3 separate regions of the Homo sapiens genome follow, and all the other regions are linked to region 2. The links are chromatin contacts, found by Hi-C or POLR2A ChIA-PET in ENCODE. All regions are on one chromosome and are shown on one strand. Each heading gives the region's core, a stretch centred on a gene start or an enhancer-like site at or near the end of the contact. The rest is flanking DNA. Distances are from core to core; before and after follow the strand shown. Region 1 holds the start of PPM1D (protein phosphatase, Mg2+/Mn2+ dependent 1D). Region 2 holds the start of DGKE (diacylglycerol kinase epsilon). Region 3 holds the start of BCAS3 (BCAS3 microtubule associated cell migration factor).

What was found. A loop is a pair of places that touch in the nucleus more often than their neighbours do. ChIA-PET counts read pairs that join two places held with the same protein, here RNA polymerase II (POLR2A). Pooled maps may share reads with other maps.
Region 1: a loop to region 2 is called in a map of CD8-positive, alpha-beta T cell, with 23 times the contacts of the local background. The contact joins the promoter of PPM1D here to the promoter of DGKE in region 2. A Hi-C loop is called at or near these places in 1 of 168 maps with a recorded cell type or tissue (CD8-positive, alpha-beta T cell) and 10 of 50 pooled maps. POLR2A ChIA-PET finds 5 or more read pairs at or near these places in 1 of 52 experiments (T-cell).
Region 3: a map of B cell shows a loop between it and region 2 (32-fold over the local background). The contact joins the promoter of BCAS3 here to the promoter of DGKE in region 2. A Hi-C loop is called at or near these places in 2 of 168 maps with a recorded cell type or tissue (B cell and CD8-positive, alpha-beta T cell) and 6 of 50 pooled maps.

The regions. Positions count from the first base shown.
Region 1 is chr17:60,598,399-60,601,757 of GRCh38, forward strand. PPM1D (protein phosphatase, Mg2+/Mn2+ dependent 1D) reads left to right here and starts at 1,795. Exons shown (of 6, transcript NM_003620.4): 1 at 1,795-2,488. The coding sequence starts at 2,017. RefSeq lists enhancers at 728-1,716, 1,717-2,704, 1,865-1,914.
Region 2 is chr17:56,832,583-56,836,106 of GRCh38, forward strand. It overlaps DGKE (diacylglycerol kinase epsilon), which reads left to right and starts at 1,569. Exons shown (of 12, transcript NM_003647.3): 1 at 1,569-1,678; 2 at 2,196-2,677. The coding sequence starts at 2,214. C17orf67 (chromosome 17 open reading frame 67) reads right to left here and starts at 1,338. Exons shown (of 8, transcript NM_001085430.4): 1 at 1,036-1,338; 2 at 316-760. RefSeq lists silencers at 566-860, 834-1,903 and enhancers at 1,228-1,825, 2,294-2,693, 2,425-3,022.
Region 3 is chr17:60,676,542-60,679,706 of GRCh38, forward strand. It overlaps BCAS3 (BCAS3 microtubule associated cell migration factor), which reads left to right and starts at 1,310. Exons shown (of 24, transcript NM_017679.5): 1 at 1,310-1,373; 2 at 2,912-2,999. The coding sequence starts at 2,917. RefSeq lists a silencer at 690-1,443 and enhancers at 862-1,031, 1,202-1,351.

The DNA.
Region 1 (3,359 bases), core at 545-3,044, 3.8 Mb after region 2:
GAGGAAAAATAACCTCCTGTACTTGAAAAGTTGCAAGGGAGGTAGTTTTGCTAAGTGATAAACCGGGTTTCAGTTGGAATGGGAAGTTGATGGGAACATTTACAGAAGAGGCTAAGAATAAAGGGGAAGTGGTTGATGGCAGATGTTGAAATCAAAAGTGTGAAGTGAAATGGTTAGGATATTTGGTGAAGAGTGGGATATGGAATCAGAGTAATTGAAGCAGAGAGTAGCATGGAGATACTAGAGCAATAAACGGATGACGCAGATCCTACTGGTTGTGATTGAGGTGGAAAGGATTATAAAGCATGATGGAATTATCTTTTGGTAATCTCTTGGGTCAAACGTGGTGAACGGTAAGATGAATAATATAGAGCTACACAAACCGTTCTTGTGATATGGAGGCTGCTCCCTAATTACAATGCTAATATTTCATTTAGGATTTTTGTATTCATCGTTACAAAACAGGGTCTGTAGGTTTCCTTTTAGTGTTCATAATGCTTAGGTTTTACTAACAGGGTTATGATTACCTCTCCAAACAAGCTGGGATTTTTTTTTTCAAGCGTTTCCATGCCCTGGAACCATCTGGTCTAGTGCTTTTTGGGGTAATGAATATCTTCAATTGTATTTATTTTTACTTAGTTGATCTATTCAGATTTTCTACATTTTCTTGAGCTGATTTTGCTTATTTATATTTTTATTGATATAAAGATTTTTTCTATTTTTATTTCTTGTGCCAACTGTATGTACATTCCCCCCATTCCCGTTTCCATACTGTTTTTAGGCCATTTGAAAATCTCAAAGGTTTTACAGGAAAGTACAGATTGATGAAGAAATGGCCAAAAACGGGAAAAGTGAACTTTAAAGTGATTCAACTACAAAACGTATGCTACTGAGCAAATACTAGTGTATTCCTCGCTCTGCGGCTTAACTCCATGAAAATCCGTGCAAAGGTTTTAGCGTTGGGATTGTGACCGACTCGGTGAAGAGAGGGGACGATCACCAAACCGTTAGAGCACTGGGGCTCTTGGCAGTGTTTGTCAGTTATTTTCAAGTGATAACTTGAAGTGATACCGCAGGAATAAAATGCTGTATCCAGAGCTGGTCGGAACGAGCACTACCTTTAACAAAAGCTGAAAAGATCTGCCTAGGAATTCGTTAGAATACAGCCCTCTTACGTCTCTGACATACCTAGTTATGTGAACCGAGACTGTGCAGCTGACGGTGGAAATTTCCTAAGTGCTTTTTAAACAACAGAACTGGACTCCCTCCCTCCTCCATTCCCAGTCGAATACGTCCCACCCAGATCCAGCTCAAGGGTGCAGCACTTGTTCCGGCCAGCTCACAATCGCCCTTTGGAAGGGAGGTTTCCCGCCATTTCGCTTAGGAGGAGGGTGAACTCTTCTCCCTTCATTCTCCACTCGCTGGGGGCCCGAGCCCACACCACCTTCCTAGCAAAGCAAGCAGCGGGACGCCAAGGCCAGCAGGCCGCATTAAGAACGCTGGACTGAGCCAAAAGCCTACACAGACCAAGCCGCTCGGGAAAGGATCAACAACTGCCGACAACCCGGAGGGCGAAAACGCCCGCGGCGTAGGGGAAGCAAACTAGGAGATGCGCGGGCCCAGCGCCAGCGGCGGGAGGAGGCAGCGCGGCCGTCGCAGGCGGGAGCGAAGGCGGGGACGGAGGGCGGGCTCGCTCCACTCGACTCCGGATTGGTCGAGCTTAGAGAGCCGAGTGACGTCAGCGGGGGAGAACGCCTGATTTGTGTGGTGGGCGCGGGCGGTGGGGGGAAGCGCAGTGCGCAGGCGCAACTGCCTGGCTCTGCTCGCTCCGGCGCTCCGGCCCAGCTCTCGCGGACAAGTCCAGACATCGCGCGCCCCCCCTTCTCCGGGTCCGCCCCCTCCCCCTTCTCGGCGTCGTCGAAGATAAACAATAGTTGGCCGGCGAGCGCCTAGTGTGTCTCCCGCCGCCGGATTCGGCGGGCTGCGTGGGACCGGCGGGATCCCGGCCAGCCGGCCATGGCGGGGCTGTACTCGCTGGGAGTGAGCGTCTTCTCCGACCAGGGCGGGAGGAAGTACATGGAGGACGTTACTCAAATCGTTGTGGAGCCCGAACCGACGGCTGAAGAAAAGCCCTCGCCGCGGCGGTCGCTGTCTCAGCCGTTGCCTCCGCGGCCGTCGCCGGCCGCCCTTCCCGGCGGCGAAGTCTCGGGGAAAGGCCCAGCGGTGGCAGCCCGAGAGGCTCGCGACCCTCTCCCGGACGCCGGGGCCTCGCCGGCACCTAGCCGCTGCTGCCGCCGCCGTTCCTCCGTGGCCTTTTTCGCCGTGTGCGACGGGCACGGCGGGCGGGAGGCGGCACAGTTTGCCCGGGAGCACTTGTGGGGTTTCATCAAGAAGCAGAAGGGTTTCACCTCGTCCGAGCCGGCTAAGGTTTGCGCTGCCATCCGCAAAGGCTTTCTCGCTTGTCACCTTGCCATGTGGAAGAAACTGGGTAAGTTCCCTGGCTTGTTTGGCGCCCGCCCCTTTTTCAGGCAGTTCAGGGCTTTTATGGCACCAGCCCCGCGTGGGCCCCCGGCACCCAGAGCGCAACCAAAGTATACACTGATGGAAGTGACTAAAAGCTGTAATAGCGCTTTGCTGGGTGGAGGTCCGGGCAAACCAAGCGGCCTTGGGGAAGATAGGATTGCCGTCTCCCTGCAGCCTATTCTTGCTTTATTTCCATCCTCCAAGGATCAATGGGAAGCAGTCCACTCCCTTCCCTGCTTCACTTTGGTGGCAACCAGAGGAAACGTGTTTGAAACCTGGCGCCAGATTTTGGCCAAAAGATAAATCGATGTTGCACCTGGGCCAGGCGAAGGAAAAACTGTAGTGTTTCCTTAGAGAATCTGTCATAATTCTGCTCCTGAAAGTCTTATCCCTCTCGGTTGCCTCCTACCGGTGGTGTCAGTTCTCCAGATTGACCCGGGATTGCTGGGGTTGGTTGCTGGAGTAAAGCGTAAGCTAATTTAGAAGGGCTGAAACGTAACCATCCGGCAACTTAAAGTTTTGGAAGGAATTCCGTTGTAATGATGGTGAGATGTTTTTAGGATCATAAACCTGTACTGCTTATGAAAACTAAAAACGCGGAACGTGTTGTTACCTCTTAAAAACTGGCCCCGTGTTAAGGGTGTGCGTTAGATTCTGCTTGGGTTTTCTTTTTGGAAATTGCCTTAGCTGATTGCTTTCAGATAGTTCCCAACCGGTTGTTCCTAGTTTAAAAAGTACTTATAAATTGTAACTGCCCATCAAAATAAGAAAAGGCAAGGAATTACTGTATGCTAGAAGGAAATAAAGGTCTTAAATGTCTAAAAATTTCGGTGTAG
Region 2 (3,524 bases), core at 319-2,818:
ACAGCCATCTAACAGGCACTGTCGCCTAACCTTACTTACACTGACCCACCCTTCACAAGTTTCACTTTCCTGACTACTGAGTTCCTGCTCATCCCCTTCACATTCCCTCCTCCTCCCTCTTAAACACCTAGTCACTTCTGCACAAAGTTCAGTTCCGTTCACGAGGTACCTTCTTCCCTATTACAATAGTATATTATTAAAATCTGCTTTACCACTTTTACTAGTGTCTAGCTTTATCTTCTACAGTTAATACAAATATACGCACATACACATGCATATATATGCACACATAATAATATATACATACACACATACACGTATATATACATCTATATGTGTATTCTTAATGAATGTTATGTCTTCTCTAATCGTTTGGAAGATATTATCAAGTATTTCTTTGCAGTTTTCCTATGATCTCTGCGTTTCTTTTCTGTTCCTTTGGTCCCTTGCTTCGGTGTGTGTTTTCTTTCCATCTTTTATGCTAGAGGAAGTCCGCAAGCAACAAGTGGTCCTCGGCTCCCACTCCTATGTATGTATGTAGTAGGAAGGAAGCCGCTGAGTGCAGCTGTGCGCGCCGGGGCGGTGCCTGTGCCTCTCTGGATTCCGTGTTTCTTCGGGGGTGCTGAGCAGCGGTGCTTCCGCGTCCGCGTTCTCCGGGTAGCTGATGTGCTGCAGGCTGCAGCCCGCGTGGTCGCGGCTCAGGTCCGTGTTGGGCTGGTAGGACTCCAGCGGGGAGCGAGCATTCCTCCGGAACCTGGGGCTGGACGACAGCAGCAGGAGGCGTGCTCCCATCTCCGGTAGTCCCCGGCTCCCGCTGCTCCCCTTTCTCCCCGGCCTCGGGCGCTGGCGGGCGCGGGCGAGGGGGTAGCGCAGGGGAGGCCCGCCCGCCACGGCAGGGGGCGGAAACCGCGGCCGGGCTCGGGGTCAGCGGCGACGAGCGGGCGGCTGCCCCGCTCGCCCTCGGCCTCCGCGCCCGCCCGCCGCTCCGCAGCGGAGGAGCCCTCAGGTTTGCGTTACTGCGGCCGCCACACCTACCTCAGCCCGCCGCGGCCAGGTCGGGCGGTGCCGCGCAGGCCGCCTCCCCCCCTCGCTTCCCAGTCGGCTTACGCATCCCCGGCGGCGGCGGCGCCGGCATCGGCTAGAGGTTCGGCTCAAGTCGGGGGCACTCGTGTCTGCGCCGAGCGGCGGGCGTGAGCGCGGCCCCTGGGCCCCGCGCGGCGCGGTGCTGCGAGGAGGATCCTCGTGGCCTTGCCCCGCCGGCGGCTTTCCAGAATTTTCTACGATTACGAAGTTTTGGCATTCAACCCTCCATCCTCTCAAACGCCCCACTGTTACTCCGCCCCCTTCCCCTAGGCCCCGCCCCCAGCCGCAGTGCCCTGCCTCTTCCATCCGTCTCCAGCCTCCTCCACGGCCCCGCCCCCTCAGGCCGGTCCGTCTCCCCTCCCACCTCACACCTCCGCCCCGCCCGTCAGCCCTGGCTCCGCCCAGCCACGGGGCTCGCCGCCACAGGCCCCGCCTCCAGCTCGCGGCCCCGCGCGCCGGATCGGCGTGCGTGCGGCTGGAGCCTTAAGCGTTTCCCCCGCCCGGCTTCATCCCTGCTGGCGGCCCAGCGTCGTTCTCCTCCTGCGCGAGGCGGCCAAGGCCTGCTGGCCCGGAGCCGCGCCTCCACCCGCGCGAGGTAGGGCTTCGAGGACCGGCGCGGCGCAGGTCTCCGGAGGCCTCCCGAGAGGGGCTAGGGTCGCCGGGCCGCGCGTGGGAGCGGGTGGGGCCCGGGAGGAGACGGCGCCCCGGAGGGGAGTGCGAGGCCTGGGCCGACGGTTACGGGCGCCGACCGGCGTTGCCTGGCCTGAACGCCCGGCCTTTCGGTGGAGGGCAGCTTGCCCCTGTATGTTGCGCCCTTCCGTGGGTCAGACCGGCGGCAAGGTGAGGCGGCGGCGGCAGCAGCAGCCGCCTTGGGCTCCTGGACGCGCTCCCGAGGTGGGGCGGGTTGGGGAGTGGGGATTGGAGCGTGATGGCTGGACGTCGCCTTCTCGGCGCGGCAGGTCCCGGGAGACGGGGGGACGAGGCGCAGTCCCGCCCTCGGGAGAGCGGAGCCACCTTCACTGAGGGCGCCCGGTTTGGCCCCGGAAAGGCAGGAAGGGGGCGGGGAAGGGATGGCGAGCTCGGGGTGCACCGCCTGTTTCTTTTCTGGTTAGGTATCGTCCTTGGAGAAGATGGAAGCGGAGAGGCGGCCGGCGCCGGGCTCGCCCTCCGAGGGCCTGTTTGCGGACGGGCACCTGATCTTGTGGACGCTGTGCTCGGTCCTGCTGCCGGTGTTCATCACCTTCTGGTGTAGCCTCCAGCGGTCGCGCCGGCAGCTGCACCGCAGGGACATCTTCCGCAAGAGCAAGCACGGGTGGCGCGACACGGACCTGTTCAGCCAGCCCACCTACTGCTGCGTGTGCGCGCAGCACATTCTGCAGGGCGCCTTCTGCGACTGCTGCGGGCTCCGCGTGGACGAGGGCTGCCTCAGGAAGGCCGACAAGCGCTTCCAGTGCAAGGAGATTATGCTCAAGAATGACACCAAGGTCCTGGACGCCATGCCCCACCACTGGATCCGGGGCAACGTGCCCCTGTGCAGTTACTGTATGGTTTGCAAGCAGCAGTGTGGCTGTCAACCCAAGCTTTGCGATTACAGGTATGGTCTTCGTGGACACTCACTGTCCCAGAATGCGCCGTGGGAATCAGGATTTCATAGAGTGGTGTAGAGGCCTGCTTTAATCTCTGCTGATGACCTAAACTCATTTTGAGGAAACAAGCTAATAAATAAACATCCCTGAGTTTGTGCAAGCGTGGCAGCTTTGCAGTAGTCATTTGCTGAGACGATGCATCCAGCCTCCACTCCTCAGCCAGCCTGCCCTTTTGGGTAATAAAACTTGGCTCCTAACGTTAATACAGAGGTTTCTAAGTGGTGCCTGCTTCATGGCCACTGTATATTTTAGCTTTTGTTCCTATCGATTATCTCCTTATTTTAAATAAGGAAAAATGAAATATGGACAAATTAACTTTTCCCTTCAGCCGCAAAACTGATGGGTCACAGGTTTTGTACTATGAATGTGCAGTGAAAACAAGTGTCATTCCAAGGCAGCACTTTTATGTCTTTTGCTAATATAGCTGTTGGTACCATAGCGAAATATACTCAAAAAGAACACTGAAAGGAATATTCCTTTTGACGCTTGGTCTTTCAGGACATGTAGAATCTTAGATAAGTGACCTTGATTAAGCCAAGAATATTTTAATGTCTTTTATATACACACTGGACAACACATTTTTGTCCTTAAATATTGTTTGAAAATAGGTGAAGATGTCCTTTGCTGATGTTGGAAATTGGTAAAGGAGAATGCTGCTTTGCAAATGATCTATTCTAACTCAGTTCACAGTTGAGAAAATTAAAGCCCGTTAGGTCCACTCTGGTAAAATAGGACTGGCCTCCAGGATTTCCAGCTCTGGACTAACACTTAGCCTCCTTTGAGCCTTAAGTCTGG
Region 3 (3,165 bases), core at 60-2,559, 3.8 Mb after region 2:
TGCCCCTCTCAGCCTCCCAAAGTGCTGGGATTACAGGTGTGAGCCACCGTGCCCGGCCTTTTCTTTCATTTCTTTTTTTAAAATTTTTTAAAATTTTATGTATGTATGTATGTATGTATGTATGTATGTATGTATGTATGTATCTATCTATCTATCTATCTATCTATCTATCTATCTATCTATCTGTCTTGAGAGGGACTCTCTGTCACCCAGGCTAAAGTGCTGGAGGGCAATGGCGTGATCTATAGGCTCACTGCAATCTCCGCCTCCTGGGTTCAAGCAATTCTTCCGCCTCAGCCTCCCCAGTAGCTAGGATTACAGGCATTGGCCACCACACCTGGCTATTTTTAGTAGAGACGGGGTTTCTTCATGTTGTCCAGGCTGTTCTAGAACTCCTGGCCTCAAGCGATCTTCCCGCCTAGGCTTCCCAAAATGTTGGGATTGCAGGCGTGAGCCACCACGCCCAGCCCACCACGCCTGTTAATAAGCTATACCCTCACGGACCTGTCATTGGCATTAAATTTGATAATACATTAGAGTATTGTATATGAAGTATACGAAGGCCTGTGCTGAGTGTTCAAGAAGTCAGTCAGTATTATTCTACTTATATTAATAAATGAACTGATGAAATGACAATGGCGAGATCTCGATCTTCAACAATAAGGGAGATGGAAACTGAAGCAAGAAGTGGTCTACAAACCTAGCTCAAATTGTTGAGATTACCGGCCGTGCCCCTTATTCAGATCAACCCCTCCTCGGCTGATCGCCGGCGCGAGCCAGCCTAGGCTCCCGGAAGGTAAACACATCGCCAAGGGCTGGGCAGAAGGCGGGTGTGGGACGGGTGAGTGGCCAGCTAAAAGTGATTGGCAGCTGCCATGTCCACGTGCTCCGAGCTTGGAACCAGCTGTCGCGAGAATTCGATGTAAACAGACCAGTCTCCCTGTCCTCCGGCTCCAACCTGAAACGCTCACGTGAGCGGGACAGGAGTCTGGATCATGTTGCTTTTCTTTTCAAAGCCACGAAGGTTCTGTCTTCCAAAAAAAATGTACATGTTCGTAATTATTCCCCAGCTGCCTGCGTTTGCAACCGAACCTGACACCTCGGCTTCACCCGAACTTACATGCTGTTGTGTTTTCCCTCCAGCCCCAGCGGATTGGACACATTCAGAAGGCGGGTCCGCCTCTTTCCTACTTGCTGGTTGGCGAAGCTGACCTCCAAGGGCGGTGCCCGGCCATAGCCGGTTTGCTTCTGGGATTGGCTAGAGGGGGTGGTTCCGCTGAGGCGTGGTAGGAAGTGGCTGCCGTCAATCACTCGGGGAGACTCCAAACAGTGAGCCTAGAGCTGGAGACTAGCGTTAACCGGCGGGGCGGCCGGTGAGAGGGCTGGCAGGGCTTTGGCTTTGGGGAGGCTTGGGGAGGACGAGGGACTGGCGGCGTGAGGGGACTGGGTCGGGCTGGCAGGAATTCGACAGGAGAGAGGTGTCGATACTGGAGGGGGAGGGGAACAGTGCAAGGGGCCGGAGGGCGGCCGGGGGCAGCGGTGGCTCCGTGTTGGAGGTTAAGTGGGCAGCGCCGTACGAGTGTCTTTCAGGAGACTGGGGCCTGAGTGGCTGGCGAGGGTCGTCCCCAGGAGACAGGGCCCTTAAAGGGCAGGGCTTGGGAGACTGTGGTTCGAGAAAGCAAGAATGGGATGAGAATGAGAGGGCTGAGGGGCTGGAGGTGCAGGTATCCTCTGAGGAGGTGGTGGCTCTGCTCCTTGGGGCAGAGGGTGTTTTGGTTGTAGGAGGTGGGGCGCACAGGTTTAGAGTTTTCACATCAGGTGTGAATGCTCCCTACTTAAAAATGGTTTTCGGTGCCTTCAAGATGAGTTCCAGGTTGTGGGCTTCCCTGAGCCCTGTAAGAGATCTTTGATATTGCTGTCAGTCCTCTTTTAACCTTAACCAAGCCGACTCCATGCTCTTAAAATCTCAGTGATTCAGAGGGTCATGAAACATTCTAGGATCAGGATTTACTGATGTGACGGGAAAGGGTAAAGGGCTGTAACAACGTATTAGTTTATGTTAGTTATTTGACTACTTGCTACTAGTCAAATAATTACTTGACTTATTTGTTATAGTAGCAGGGGGTTACGAATGTGATTTAAATTGTGATTTACTCATAGATTCCCAACAGGTTTAATTGGAAGGTAGAGTGATATCATGTCACTTGTTCCGTTTGGTCTTGAAATATTGTACCATGTGTATTTTCACTATCTCAACATAAAATTGCAGTAAATTCCCATCCCATGATCTGGTTCTCTCACCCTTGTAATTTATGTTAACAACAGACCAAGGGGTACAGCAGGAGTCTTCCTTACATTGTTTTGTGGTTCTGAGACCTGGTCCTATTAAAAAACAAAACAGGATGGGCGCGGTGGCTCAAGCCTATAATCCCAGCACTTTGGGAGGCTAAGGCGGATGGATTGCTTGAGCTCAGGAGTTCGAGACCAGCCTTGGCAACATGGTGAAACCCCGTCGCTACAAAAAAATATAAAATTTAGCTCGGCATGGTGGCGCTCGCCTGTAATCCCAGCTACTCAGGAGGCTGAGGCAGGAGAATTGCTTGAGCCTGGGAGGCGGAGATTGCCATGAGCAGAGATCGTGCCACTGAACTCCAGCCTGGGCGACAGAGCGAGACTCTATCTCAAAAATAATAATAACCCCCCAAACCCCTCATTATAATTTGAAAAAAATTAAAAACCTACTTCCTCCTTTTTTCCCTTTCTGGTGTAACAGGAATTTCTGGGAAAGTTTCCTACATTTGAGGCATTTTTGACAAGGGATCTCTAGTGAGTAATCATAAATCTTCCTCCCTACCCCCAACAACGATCCATGTTTTTCTGTTTTTTGTTTGTTTGTTTGTTCTGGAAACAGGTTTTATGAATGAAGCTATGGCTACAGATTCCCCAAGAAGACCCAGTCGTTGTACTGGTGGAGTTGTGGTTCGCCCCCAGGCTGTCACGTAAGCACATTTCAGATAAACCCAATAGCTGAAGAAAAGATTACTCAGAATACTAACATTTAGGTTTTCTTTATGAACAGTGGTTACTTTTGTAAAAATCTTTTAACTGTTGGCTTTATGGGATGAATAATAATAATTGCCAAGACCAAATGAAGAATTGGAGAGT